Linked DNA regions of Homo sapiens: region 1 is linked to region 2. The links are chromatin contacts, found by Hi-C or POLR2A ChIA-PET in ENCODE. All regions are on one chromosome and are shown on one strand. The core of a region is the stretch at or near the end of the contact, and the rest is flanking DNA. Distances in the headings are between cores, read along the strand shown.

Evidence for each region. A loop is a pair of places that touch in the nucleus more often than their neighbours do. ChIA-PET counts read pairs that join two places held with the same protein, here RNA polymerase II (POLR2A). Pooled maps may share reads with other maps.
Region 1: a loop to region 2 is called in a map of naive thymus-derived CD4-positive, alpha-beta T cell, with 6 times the contacts of the local background. The contact joins two enhancer-like sites. A Hi-C loop is called at or near these places in 1 of 168 maps with a recorded cell type or tissue (naive thymus-derived CD4-positive, alpha-beta T cell), 3 of 37 single-sample maps with no recorded cell type and 10 of 50 pooled maps. POLR2A ChIA-PET finds 5 or more read pairs at or near these places in 2 of 52 experiments (K562 and PC-3).

What each region holds. Positions count from the first base shown.
Region 1 is chr2:23,400,049-23,406,578 of GRCh38, forward strand. All of the region lies in intron 1 of KLHL29 (kelch like family member 29), which reads left to right. Among named protein-coding and RNA genes, the nearest start is that of LINC02923, 16 kb to the left of the region's middle. RefSeq lists an enhancer at 4,305-4,886. Within about 2 kb of position 4,528, at least 16 of the 41 ENCODE cell types and tissues checked have a DNase peak (open chromatin) inside an H3K27ac peak, as active enhancers do.
Region 2 is chr2:23,349,312-23,355,482 of GRCh38, forward strand. No RefSeq gene overlaps it. Among named protein-coding and RNA genes, the nearest start is that of KLHL29, 33 kb to the right of the region's middle. Within about 2 kb of position 2,625, at least 15 of the 41 ENCODE cell types and tissues checked have a DNase peak (open chromatin) inside an H3K27ac peak, as active enhancers do.

The DNA of each region.
Region 1 (6,530 bases), core at 3,278-5,777, 53 kb after region 2:
GAGCTTGCCACACTTCAAGTTTTCGGTGCTGGGGGTTTTGCTTTTTTGGTGACTCAGCACTAGGGACAGGAAGTGGACAGATGGCCTTAACAGGTTGACGTCCCTGAGCTGTGATAGCTGCCACACCCTTCCCCAGCTCCGACGGCCACCTGCAGATGTGATCAGATACCCAAGGGGGCTAGGGTGGAGGTGGAGGAGTAGAGCGGCCCCTGCCCCAGGCAGGGTTTGGGTGGCCTGTCCCCAGCTTGGCCTCTTCCTTTCTGGATTGAAGCCTTGAGGCTGGTTGAGATGCTCTTTAGCCACATTAAAGCCATTAGTCTGGGACTGAAGCACCACAGCTTTTCCATCTTTCCAGTGACTTGGCTCTCTCTGCTGTGACCCATTCTTGGGTGAGTTTGTAGCCTCTGAGTCCAACACTGAGGTCAGTGTCTCCTCATTTCCCCAATGCTGGGCAGTATCTTATCTCATGACATGGTGAGGCCTAATGCAGAGCCATGCAGCTGGGCACCGTGGCTCACACCTGTAATCCTAGCACTTTGGGAGGCCAAGGTGGGAGCGTTGCTTGAAACCAGGAGTTAATAAAGGTCAACTTGGGAAATATAATAGTGAGACCCCATCTCTACAAAAAAAAAAAATGTTAAATTAGCCAGATGTAGTGGTACACGCCTATAGTCCCAGCTACTTGGGAGGCAGGGGCAGAAGGATTAACCTCCTGGTTAAGGGTGCAATGAGCCAAGATTGCACCACTGCGCTCCAGCCTGAGTGCTATAGCAAGATCTTGTCTCTAAGTGGTATGGGAGGGGGAAAGCTACACCTTTGTTGCAAATAGATCTGGGCTCAAACACTAGCTGGCTACCTGGACATGATGCAATCATAGGCAAGTTAATCTCTTGGAGCGTAGCTACCTCATATGATAGCATCAAGAATACCTTTGTTGTCCCATGTCTGCCTTCATAGGCCTGTTGGAGGTGGGAGGGTAATTCCTGCCTTCCAGTAACATGGACAAATTTATCCGTGTGAAAGCCAGTTTCACCTGAGGTCAGTTTCCTCTGCTGCCCCGTTTCTGGGCAGTACCTCATGTCATGACATAGATAATGCAAGTTGAGAGTGTGTGGGTGACAACTTCAACTGTTGCTCTACAGTAGAGACCTGTGGAGACAGGACAGACTGATCAGGGTGGGCTGTGGTCACTGGGGAACCTCATGAAGCAGACAGAATTTGGGGGCCCTCCAAGAGAAAAAGTATTTATGCCGGTTTCCCTCTCTCCATTCAGAAACCGTACTCTATACACCCCCGGTCCCCACCCTAAGTCCACCAGGTCACTGACAGCTAACAATTGACCTTCACCTGGGAGAGGTAAGCTTGCAAGGCCCAGCTTGGACATGCACCTGTGATTTCTAAAGGACTTCTTCTGAATTCATCTCTGAATGAGGTTGGCGGCACTGCTATGGTGTCTGAGCCTATACAGGAGCCGAGGGCTATGTAGTCATCAGAGCCTCAGTTTAGAGGCTCACATGACAGAGACATGGAGTGTGGAGCCCATCTCAGCAAGTCAGGGCCTGACGCGTTATGCCCGCTCACATGTAGGCACAGGAGACCTGGGACAGAGGAAGCGATCTGCTCCTGCCTGAAGTAGTGGGAGGGGCAGGAAGGTGCATTGCTGAGCAGAGGGACTATCTGCTGGTCCAAGGAGCCTCTGTCCGGCTGGACTGAGGCTACCCTCAGCTTCCATCTCTCCTCTTCATTCTCTAGAAGGCTCTGCCAGGTTCAGATCCTGCCTGTCCTTTGCAGCTTTGTAGGGAGCAGTCCCCACATCTCTGAGGATTGCCTGATGCAAGTTCTCGAGGTAACTGCTTCAGGGCTGCGTGGGAGTCCCCAGCTGACTTGACCATGTGCTCCTGTGGAAAATGATCACCTCACCTTTTATTTATATTCTGTTGTTGATTTTCCTCTAAGGATCTAGGCCAGTGCTGGGCACATTTTGCACTTTCAACAGTCGAGGGGCAGAAAAAGAGAATTACCATACCTGAGGCTTGCCAGTCAGGGGCAGAGCCAGAACTGGAATCCCAGCAGCCCAGACGTGGGAAGAGCATCGAGGACCGGCAGGAGGAGGGGATGGGAGGGCCGTCTGGGTGAGGGGTCATCTAAGAGCCCAGTGCTGTTTCACACTGTCCCGGGTGGAAAATGCAAACCCTGTGGATTTTCACCCTCTCAGTGTTGACTATTGTCCTATGGAAATAAGGGTGATTTCCTAAAATGTGTGGCTCAATAAAGGATTCCTTCACCGGGGTGTGAAATGACTGTGCATCTGAATCTGAGCCAGAAAAGATAAACTTTGCTCCATTTTCCCACACACCGGATTAGAATCTTTCCAGGACACTAACCTAGTGTGTGCTTATCTAGGTCCTTGGGCCTAGGGGCCCCTGGTGAAAGCCCAGGCCATGCAATCCGAGTCCCAGCGCCCCCATCCTTCCCCCTCTCTCCCGTGGGTTTGTATCTCCCTGGCATCCCCCAGCAGACTGCTCTGCCCAGCTGTGAACTGAACAGCCTGGCTTGTCTTGGGGCAGAACCTGTCCTCACAGGTGTGTTTGGGCACTGCAGGAGGGTTGGGGAAAAGTGGTGTAAATAACCCTCCTTGCCTTTCTGCTGATGAGAAAACCATGGGAAAAATATAAAACATTTCTATGGATATTGAGAACAAAGTTTCTTCAGTGATTTCACTGTAAGTTTGGTTATTTGAGAGAATAGTTTTTAATTAATAAGGAAACTTAATTAATACATGTGTGTCCCTGATTTCTTATATATGTGTGTGTATATATATGTACATATACATATGTATCCCTGATTTCTTTAAATCTATGTATGTGTATATATCTTATATATCATATATAATCTTATATGTGTATGTATATATATCTTATATGTATATATACATATAGTTTTCACTGTAGACGTACTATACTATATATATAGTGTACACTATAATGTCAAGTATATGAAAACAAAGAACATAGATAAAAAGGCTGAAAATGTGCCATAATATTAACAGTGGTCATCTTTCTACCATAACATTTTCTGGTTTTTAAAATAATAAGCGTATTTTTCATATTGGGAAAGATAAAAATTTACCTAACAAGGCAAAAGAATTAACTATCATAGGAAAGTTAATTTTGCCATGCCCGTCCCCATCCCATAGTGAGCAGTATGTGTTTACGTCCATGCTGACATTAAGACTGATGAAAACAGAAAAAGGACAGGCCGCCATGTAGAAGAAATTTTTAAACTACCAGTTTTTAAAATGGGAAAGGAACCAAATGGTTTTGTATAATCCCATATAAAAATGTCCCTCATAATGAATCTCAGACTCACCTTAAAGGAATAATTCTCAGGATTCTCTTCCATGCTGGGGCTCCAGTAAGAGTCAAGATTTGGGGCTTTCTTAAAGCAGGCTTCAAACCTTAAAAGCATACCTTATTGAATGCCAGTGCCAGCATTCTCAAATAACTGTGCCCCCAAGTGGTCACATGTACCTGTAAATTACATGCAGCAAAAAGGTGCAATTAACCAGGTCCTGGACTGCAGAGTTTGCAATTTATTAATAATAATGATGATGAAAACAATAATACATCCAAAAGAGAAAAGAAAGGGGAAGATGAAACCCAAAGAGAGAGAGAGAGAGTGTGTGTGTGTGTGTGTGTGTGTGTGTGTGTGTGTGTGCAGGCGCAAAAGACAGGGAAGAATTTTCTCAGTGTTTATTTTTGCCATGCCTCTCCCAGAAAAAGAGCGTGTGTGCGTGTGTGTGCATATGTGTTTGCATTTGAGGAGGGAGGCCTGGCCAGAAGAGGTGGGGGGTAGCTGTGGGCAGAGCCCTCCCAAGAATTCTGGAGACTTTGCATCCTTTCTCAGGAGCAATCCTCGATGCCTTTGACTGCCTACTTCTCTGCAGCGGTGGTTCCATGATAGTCTCCTTGGCAGCCTGCCAGAGGCTGTAAGTGTACAGAGAATTGTGTTTTAATAGAAGGCTTTACCTCTGATACAGATTTAAAATGAGGAAGAAACTTTCTGTTCCTCAGCCAGAACGAAATGCGTTTTGCTTCCTGTGAAATGCTGGTGATTACAAGCTCATCTTACATAATTTTATTATTTTCAATTGCTGCCCGTCAATCTCAGGTGATGGTTCCCTGGGAGCAGAAAAAGAGGCAGATTCTGGGCGATGACTATTAAAAAAAAAATCACTCAGTCATTAGCAAATCGTACAAAAATTTAGAAAGGAGAATAATTATCTTTGTGATGATGCTGTTTAAGATAATCAGAACTTGCATTGCTAAGTTAGACACGCCGAAGTGAATTGAGGACTGTTTAATGGCCTCTTAGAAAATGTATTTTTGCTTTAACAAAGCATTGATGTTTGAGATTTAAAAAAAAGAAATCCTTTAAATCTCGTGAAGGAATTCTCTGGAATAACCACATTTTCAGAAATCCGTGACATGATCGAGGTGGTCCACTGTCACGCCCACAAGAGGGCATTTTCTCATCAACTACTGTAAAAACGATTTGTTTTCTAAAGGGAAGCTGAGAGGCCTGGGGGAAGGAGAGTGTTCTGCAGAGCAGGAAGTGGAGAGCTGCTTGCAATTGAGTTGTATGTATGCTTCCACTTAATACGTCCTGCCGAGCCTGTAAGCCAACACTTCCGGCCAGGAATCTGCCCTCTGTGTTTACCTACTCTCTTTTTATGTCTTATTCCCAGAATGACTGGGGACCAAAGGAATCCTTTGCAGGAGTTTTCTCCAGACAGACAGTTCCACATGCTAGTATATTGTCGACCCCATCCATAACTTCCATGAAACTTGAATCTCATATTTTAAGACACCTTCTCTAGGTCCAAGTTCTTTCCTTTATGTATGTTACACATATTTGTTGAGTACCTACTGTGTGTCAGCTTGAGCCAGACTCAGATCCTGTCCTCGTGGAACACACATCCTCCACAGGAAGACTTGGCATAAAAAAGGAGAACAAATACTGGAGTATGATTTAGATAATTATAAATGTTATAAGGAAAAATAACTGGGATAAGGAAAGGTAGCTATTTTAATTGGATAATTAGGCATACTTCTCTCATGCATAACAAATATTCTAATTTTGTTCAATCCATACCAATATTGTTTGGATTATAAAGGTAATACCTTTTTTTCAACTCCATTTTTTCTAAAAAAGTTAGTTATATTGTTTATTATTTTACGGACCATGAAACATGATGGAAACCGGGGAATTGAGATGTGGCCAGTTGTTAGTTTGTAAAATGACATTTAAAAATTACCATCTACTCATCACCTCATCATTTGACAAAACAATGCATGTTTTAACACCAAAAAGTAGGAAAGATGTAATCCCTGAATAGAGGGCAGTTGAATACGTTTAGTGTTTTGGAAAATTTGCTGCATTATCTGAGGTTTTCTCCTTTTCCATGGCCTATGAGAACTTCATCAGGGACTGGTTCTGGTCAGGGGCTGGCATCCAGTTCCACAGATCCTGCTGATGACATTGTCCATGCCTTCCCCAACCATGAGGACCAACAATGTTGGCACCAGTTCTGCAAGCTCAGCTCCCAACCACAACACACAAGACTCGAGCAGGAGATGGTTTGCTCCCCATCCTAGGGGTTCTAGGATACTTGGTAAGGAGCTCAGCCCAAGAGCTACAATGCCGTTGTGAGAGTTTCTGAAGCCAGGAGTCAAGGCTTTACTTTGAGCACATGGTTTTGGAGGTCAAGCAGAATGGGCTGGGCAAATCCAGGAAGGCTTCATGGGGGAAATGAATTTTGAACTTGGCCTTAAAGGATGGGTAGGTGTAAGGAAGAGGGTTGTAGGATTATAGTGGGTGATATACACATTTTTGAAAGTTAATGTGGAACAGGTTTTGGTAGTAAAAGGCAACATCCATTGTGTAAAATGTTCAGGTATAACAACAAAGTAATAATCTCTAATAAATATATTGTCTAGGCTGAGCGTGGTGGCTCACGCCTGTACTCCTACCACTTTGGGAGGCCAAGGCAGGCGGATCATTTGAGGTCAGAAGTTCGATACCAGCCTGACCAACATGATGAAACCCCGTCTCTACTAAAATACAAAAATTAATCGGGCATGGTGGCGGGCACCTGTGATCTCAGCTACTCGGGAGGCTGAGGCAGGAGAATCACTTGAACCCAGGAGGCAGAGGTTGCAGTGAGCCAAGATCACACCACTGCACTCCAGCCTGGGCGACAAAGCAAGACTCCATCTCAAAAAAAAAAAAAAAAGAAAAGAAAACACACATATTATCTAGAGATGATTGTTAATATTTTATCATATTGTCCTCCAGTCTTTTGCTTTGCATTTTCACATTAGTTGGGACCATGTTGCACATGAAATTTTGCATCTTGCTTTTTTACTTTAGTATACAACACACATTGCCTCATGTAATTGAAAATTACTCTTAAACATCACTTCCGGATGGCTTCATTTATCCCATCCTGCCTGCATGCCATTCCCATC
Region 2 (6,171 bases), core at 1,375-3,874:
TATGTGTGCATATATACAGAAGGGGGAAATGTCTGGCAGATATTTACCAACGGTTTATCCTCTTCTGAGTTCATTCATTCCTTTCAATACTTATAAAGACCTTCCATATTAGAAACTGTACTGAAACTCAGTGTCAAAATGTTATTAATTTGATATAACTAATTTAATTTTTTCTTCATTCCCTTTTTTATGTATATTCATATTTTCTCAGTTTTAAAGAATAATGATAACGCACCAAAGAAAAAGCTTCGAAACCAGGCCCCTTGGCCCCCAGGCAGACTCTCTGCCCACCTCCCCCGCTTCCTTCTCCCCAGCTCCTCCCCTCCAGGCTAGGCACCCTGTTTGAGAATCTTCAGACTTCTGCAGGAGCATTTGCACCTGAAGTACCTGTCCCATTTTTTCCCCTCTGATCCCCATGTCCCCTTGGAGCTCAGATGAAGCCCCACCTGGCCTCTCCAGGTCCCGGGACTCCCCAGCATTGGGGTCTGGACAGCTGTGCAGGGCCCCGTCATCTTGCAGAGGTGATATCGCTCTCAGTTCATGCAGCACCGAAGAGGCAGTAAAGGAGATAAACAGAATTTCTGCTCAATGAGTTGATGATAATAATAAATAAGGCCTTTTCTCCAAAGACTTGAAATCTGCTGGCTCATTTCAATGCACAAAATTATTCGTTTAAAAAATTCTCCCCACAGACTTGAAATAGGTGGGGGATTAGTAATCATTAACCCCATTTTGCAGATGGAGAAACCAGGACCCAGCGGGAGCTGGAGCCCACAATGACTGGCAAAGCAGGTGTCCTGACTCCCTGGCCAGTGCCCTATTTGGAGAGGGTACAGTCACAGCCCCAAGCTGCCACTGTAGGCACAGGACCAGAAAGCCATTCCTAGATCCTCAGGAGTCGATACTGAATCCACCACCCAGCTCGCGAACTGCTTCCTTCCTCTGACTCAGAGTTCCCTAAGGCCCAGACTAGCATCTTCTCTTCCCTTTCTCTATCCTTCCAAGACTGAGCAAAGCAAACACAAGGCCCAGAATCCCCTTCTGCCTCCCGCCTCCCCACTGAATGTGCTCAGAACAGGGTTCCCTGAAGGCCCCCGGCACTTGGGGATGGATGATGCTTGGATCAGCTGAACCCCGGCAGGACAACGTCTCTGGTCCAGGCACTTTTATTTTCCAGAAGAATCCTGCCCACCCAGGGAGACTGAGAGGCAGCCATGTGGCTCAGAGCAGGGAGAGGACATCCTTCTCCTGCTCTGCCTTTGACTGTCAGAGCTTCCAGCCTCCGGGTAACCATGGTAATCGGCAGCATTAACCGCAGCAGTGACAGGAGCCTCAGCAGGCCCACTCTGACCTGCTCCACTGCAGATGGTGCACCGCCGGCTTCCCGCAGCTTCGGTGGGGAGCTGTGACCGGCTGCCAAGCCCCTGCTGCACTCACCTGCACACCTGCTGCCTGGGCCCAGAGGTTGCAAAGGGTGGTCTGTTGCCCAGACCCAAGAGTCAATGCTAGAGAGATAAAGGGGCCTTGAACCTCCTGCAACCCTTCACAGGGCCTGGTCAAAAGAGGTCCAGGATGCAGTCCAAAAGCATAGTTGCCACGTCAGCGGAAGCTGTGGGCCTGGGCTTTTTCTCTGGACCCGCCACTTTTCCAGTCTTAGTCCCGACACCAAAGGTGGCAGCCATCCTCCAGTCACCTCAGGAGGCCAGCCCGACCTGAGCCAGTGAGGGCCTCTCATGTCAGAAATTGGGGCCATCCACAGTCATCTTCTGCTCTCTTTACAGGGCCATGCTGAGGAAGCCACAGCAGAGCCATTCTTGACCAGTTGGATGCTGCCACCCACCCACCCCACGGGGCCCATCAGCTCCACTGGCCCATGTGTTTCCAGGTCTCTGACAACAGCTGCATGTCCTGCCAGCCTGATCGTTCTTATTCCTGAGTTCCCTTCCCTCCTTTTAAGCACTGAACGAATCCCAGAGCTGAGCCCCTGCCCAGAACCCAGGGGTCTGTCCTTTGCAGCTCTGAGGGCCAGAGGGGACTGCACACAGGGAAACAAATCCAAGACCTTCTACATTTCTCAGGTCCTTGAGTGCTTCTCTCTGCTCCCAGCCTCCCTGCCCTCCAGAGGCCAGCCCCGGGTTAAACAGGGGTTGCACAGGCCAGAGACCGCATCCCGGATTCCAGACCCACGCGGCTGGAACAGGCTCCGCAAATTCTGCCAAACTATGCGAAGCATTCTTAGGTCCAGCTTCTTCTGAGAAATCTCAAAATGGAGAGGACAAAGGCAAAGACAGTGAGTTTCCCAGGAAGCCCCAAAGCCCTGGCTTCCGCCCAAACTCGTTTGCGGCCCTGGGAGTCCGTGGTGGGGACGGAGAACGACGTGGCACTCCCTCTAGCGGCAAACGTCTCGCACAGAGCCCGGCATCTCTGCGGCCGGAGGCTCGCCTGCCGCATGCTCTCCTGCCAGGGCCACGCAGCCTGCCCTCCTCTCCCGGGGAGGGGAGATCTGCTCAGCAACTCCCCTGTGGCCATGGAAGAGGGGCTGTCGGGTGTCGGGGGAGGAGACCCCCCTCCGGCCTCAAAGCAATTCCCAGCCAGGCCTTCACAGCTGCATCCTGGCGCCTGGGAGGGAGGTCACCACGCTGCCTTCTGCCTTGATTAGGCCGGTAACAGTCAGGAAAGCCCTGGGGCTCACCCGAACCGAGCTGTCTACAGACAAATCACAGGCTCGGAGCTGCTTCACCAAGCCGAGCACAGTCTCCTGTTTCCAGCACTGACTTCCCAGGAAGCCTGGCCGGTTGCCCTGCGCGGTCCCCTCTGGACCTTCTTCAGCCTCTGACACCCCTGCTAGGATTCCATGGTTGGCTCCTGTGCCCTCCACCCCATTCTTTGGGGACACATGTTCTTACGCATCTCTGTACCCCAGCAACCCGCACAGTAATTGTCTATTGAATTCATATAAGAATGAAGAAATAAAACAGTATTTGCTGTTACAAAAGATGTTTCTCCACACAGAGAGTTCTTCACCAGAATCCCCGGGAGGCTCTGCCTGCACCCAGGGAGCTCCATGAGGTCTTCACCGTGCTCCTCCCTTTGTTCCACCCTGTCCTGCCCCAACTAAACTTAGTTGCTTGAGGATAAAGGCTAAGTCTAATCCGTCTCTGGTCCAGAGTCCTGAAGAATGCTGAGAAACATTTAAGGGAGGGAGGAAGAGAGGGAAGGGGAAAGAGAGGGAGGATGGACCCTAATCAAAGTGGGCATTTGACACAAAGCCAATCTCCTTGGTCTGTTTAGCCAGTCTATCTGTCTTCAGAGAGCAAGGGTGCTCTTAACTCCATTAATTAATTAATTTTAATTGTAACAGTTTCACTGAAATATAATTCACATATCATTAGAATTTACCCATTTAAAATACAAGTCGACTGGGCATGGTGGCTCACGCTTGTAATCCCAGCACTTTGGGAGGCCGAGGCGGGCAGATCACCCGAGGTCGGGAGTTCGAGAGCAGCCTGACCAGCATGGAGAAACCCCGTCTCTACTAAAAATACAAAATTAGCCTGGCGTGGTGGCACATGCCTGTAATCTCAGCTACTTGGGAGGCTGAGGCAGGAGAATCGCTTGAACCATGGAGTCGGAGGTTTTGGTGAACCGAGATTGCACCATTGCGCTCCAGACTGGGCAACAAAAGCAAAACTCTGTCTCAGAAAATAAAATAGAATAAAATACAAGTCGGTGGTTTTGAGTGTATTCAAAAAGTTGCACATCCATCAACACCATTTCAGAACATTTTCATTACCTCCAAACATCCACTAGCAGTCGCTTCCCATTCCCTCCAAACCCCTCAGCCCTAGGCAACCACTTATCTACTCTCTGTCTCTGGATTGGCCTATTCTGGACATTTCATAAAGTGGAATCTTACAATCTATGTTGTTTTGTGACTGGCTTCTTTCACTTAGCAGAATGTTTTCAAGGTTCTTCCATGGTGTCCATGTATCAGTACTCTATTTATTTTTATTGCCAAATATTATGTGATAAATACATGGGTTTTTTTGTTTTTTGTTTTGTTTTGAGATGGAGTCTCACTCTGTCTCCAGGGTAGAGTGCAGTGGTGCAATCTCGGCTCACTGCAACCTGTACATGTTATTTTTCCCCTCATTAGTTGATAGACATTTGGGTTGTTTCCACTTTTTGGAATTATGAATAATTTTATTTTTATGATATTAAAAAAATTGTTTGAAGCTTTCCCTGCTTCCAAAGAGGATCTGGGGTAGTCTATCATAAAAATGGTAAAGACATAATAAAATCTTACACTATTCATATGGACATTAATATTTAATATTGAGCTTCCTTGGCTCACTGCAACCTCTGCCTCCCGGGTTCAAGCGATTCTCCTGCCTTAGCCTCCCAACCAAGTAGCTGGGACTATAGGCACACGCCACCACACTCAGCTAATTTTTGTATTTTTAGTAGAGATGGAGTTTCACCATGTTGGCCAGGATAGTCTCGATCGCTTGGGGTATCATGGTGGATAAGACAAATACAGACTTGCCCTTTGGAACACAGGATCCAAGGAGGGAGCATGGCCCTAACCAAGCGGACAACTTGGTATTTCCAAAATGTGAAGTGCTGCAAGGAAAAGGAAGAGGGAGCTGCGATGAGGAACCTCAAAGAAGGCAGAGAACATGCTCACATGAGTGGTCAGGGAAGCCCCAGGAAGGAGGTAGCTTGGAAGTTGAGACCCTAAGAAGGAGCCAGCCATGTAGTCAGAGGGAGGATGATATTTATGGCACAGGGAATCACATGAGCAAGAGCTCCAGGGTGAAAGGGAGCCTAGTGTGGTCCAGGAACAGGGAAAAGCATCGAGGCTCGACTGTGGGGAAAGGGCAGGAGGCACAAGACAGGGTCGCAGAGATCCACGGATGCCTCATGGATCAAGACAGGGAGCTGGAATTTTACTCAAGTACAATAGGAATTCAATGAGAAGTTTTGGAAAGGAGAGTAATGAGAATCGATTTAAGTTTTGAAATGACTGTTGTGTGGAGACTGAATTGAAAAGCAAAAGAAGACACAGGAAACCCTGCTGGGAGGATTTCGTGTGTCCAGAAGGGATGCCTCTATGGGATGGCGGTCAAGTTGGAGAGAAGTGAGGAGACTCAACATATATGGTGGAAGTAAAAAGAACCAGACTACCTGGGAAATTGCTTATGGGGCAGGAAAAAAACCTAAAGAAGAGGGAGGCATCACAGACAGCTTCCAGATTTTAGTTTATGGAACTAGATAAAAGACTGCACCAACTACTGAGGTGGAAAGAATGGAATGGGTTTGGAGAAAGATCCAGAGTTCTATTAGAGACACACCTGGCTTAAGTCGTGTGTGCAACACCCGCATGCAGCTGCCGAGCAGGCCACTGGATATAAGAGGCTAAAGCGCTGAGAGGAGGCCTTCCTGGAGATGCAAATTAGGGACTGTCAGAATCAGAGTGACATTTGCAGGCTTGGTTATGGAGGAGATCACCTGGGAAGATCTTTGAAGCTTATGAAGCGATCTTCCCAGGTACCAAATCAATAAGCCAGTTCTGCCCGTTTGGAGGGAGAAAAAAAATCCCAGATGAGTCTAGCCTTTTGGTGTGTGTAAATTAATGAGTTTGATGGAGCCACGTTTTCTCCAGTCAGTTATGGCTTTGTTTCCATGCATGCCCACACAGATACACAAAACAGCACTCATGACCCCCAAGGAGCCAGGCCCTCACCAAGTGGACAACTCAGTCCTTCCAAAATGTGAAGTGCTACAAGGAAAAGGAAGAAGGAGATGCAATGAGGAACCTCAAAGTGGGCAGAGAACATGCTCACATGAGTGGTCAGGGAAGCCCCAGCAAGGAGGTGACTTGGAAGTTGAGACTCTTAAGAAGGAGCCAGCCATGTGGTCAGAGGGAGGATGATATTTATGGCGCAAGGAATGGCATGAGCAAGAGCTCCAGGGTGAAAAAGAGCCGGGTGTGGTCCAGGAACTGGGAAAGAAGGAGACTTGGGCAGGCAGCTACACTCGGGTCAGCAAGGGAGTTAGCCCCCAACATGGGAAGAAATGTTCCGATCCAGCAGTTAGATTGTCTGTCAACAGGCTACCACTGCAGCAGAAATGTTGTTGTGGCACAACCACTACCAACCACCAATGCAG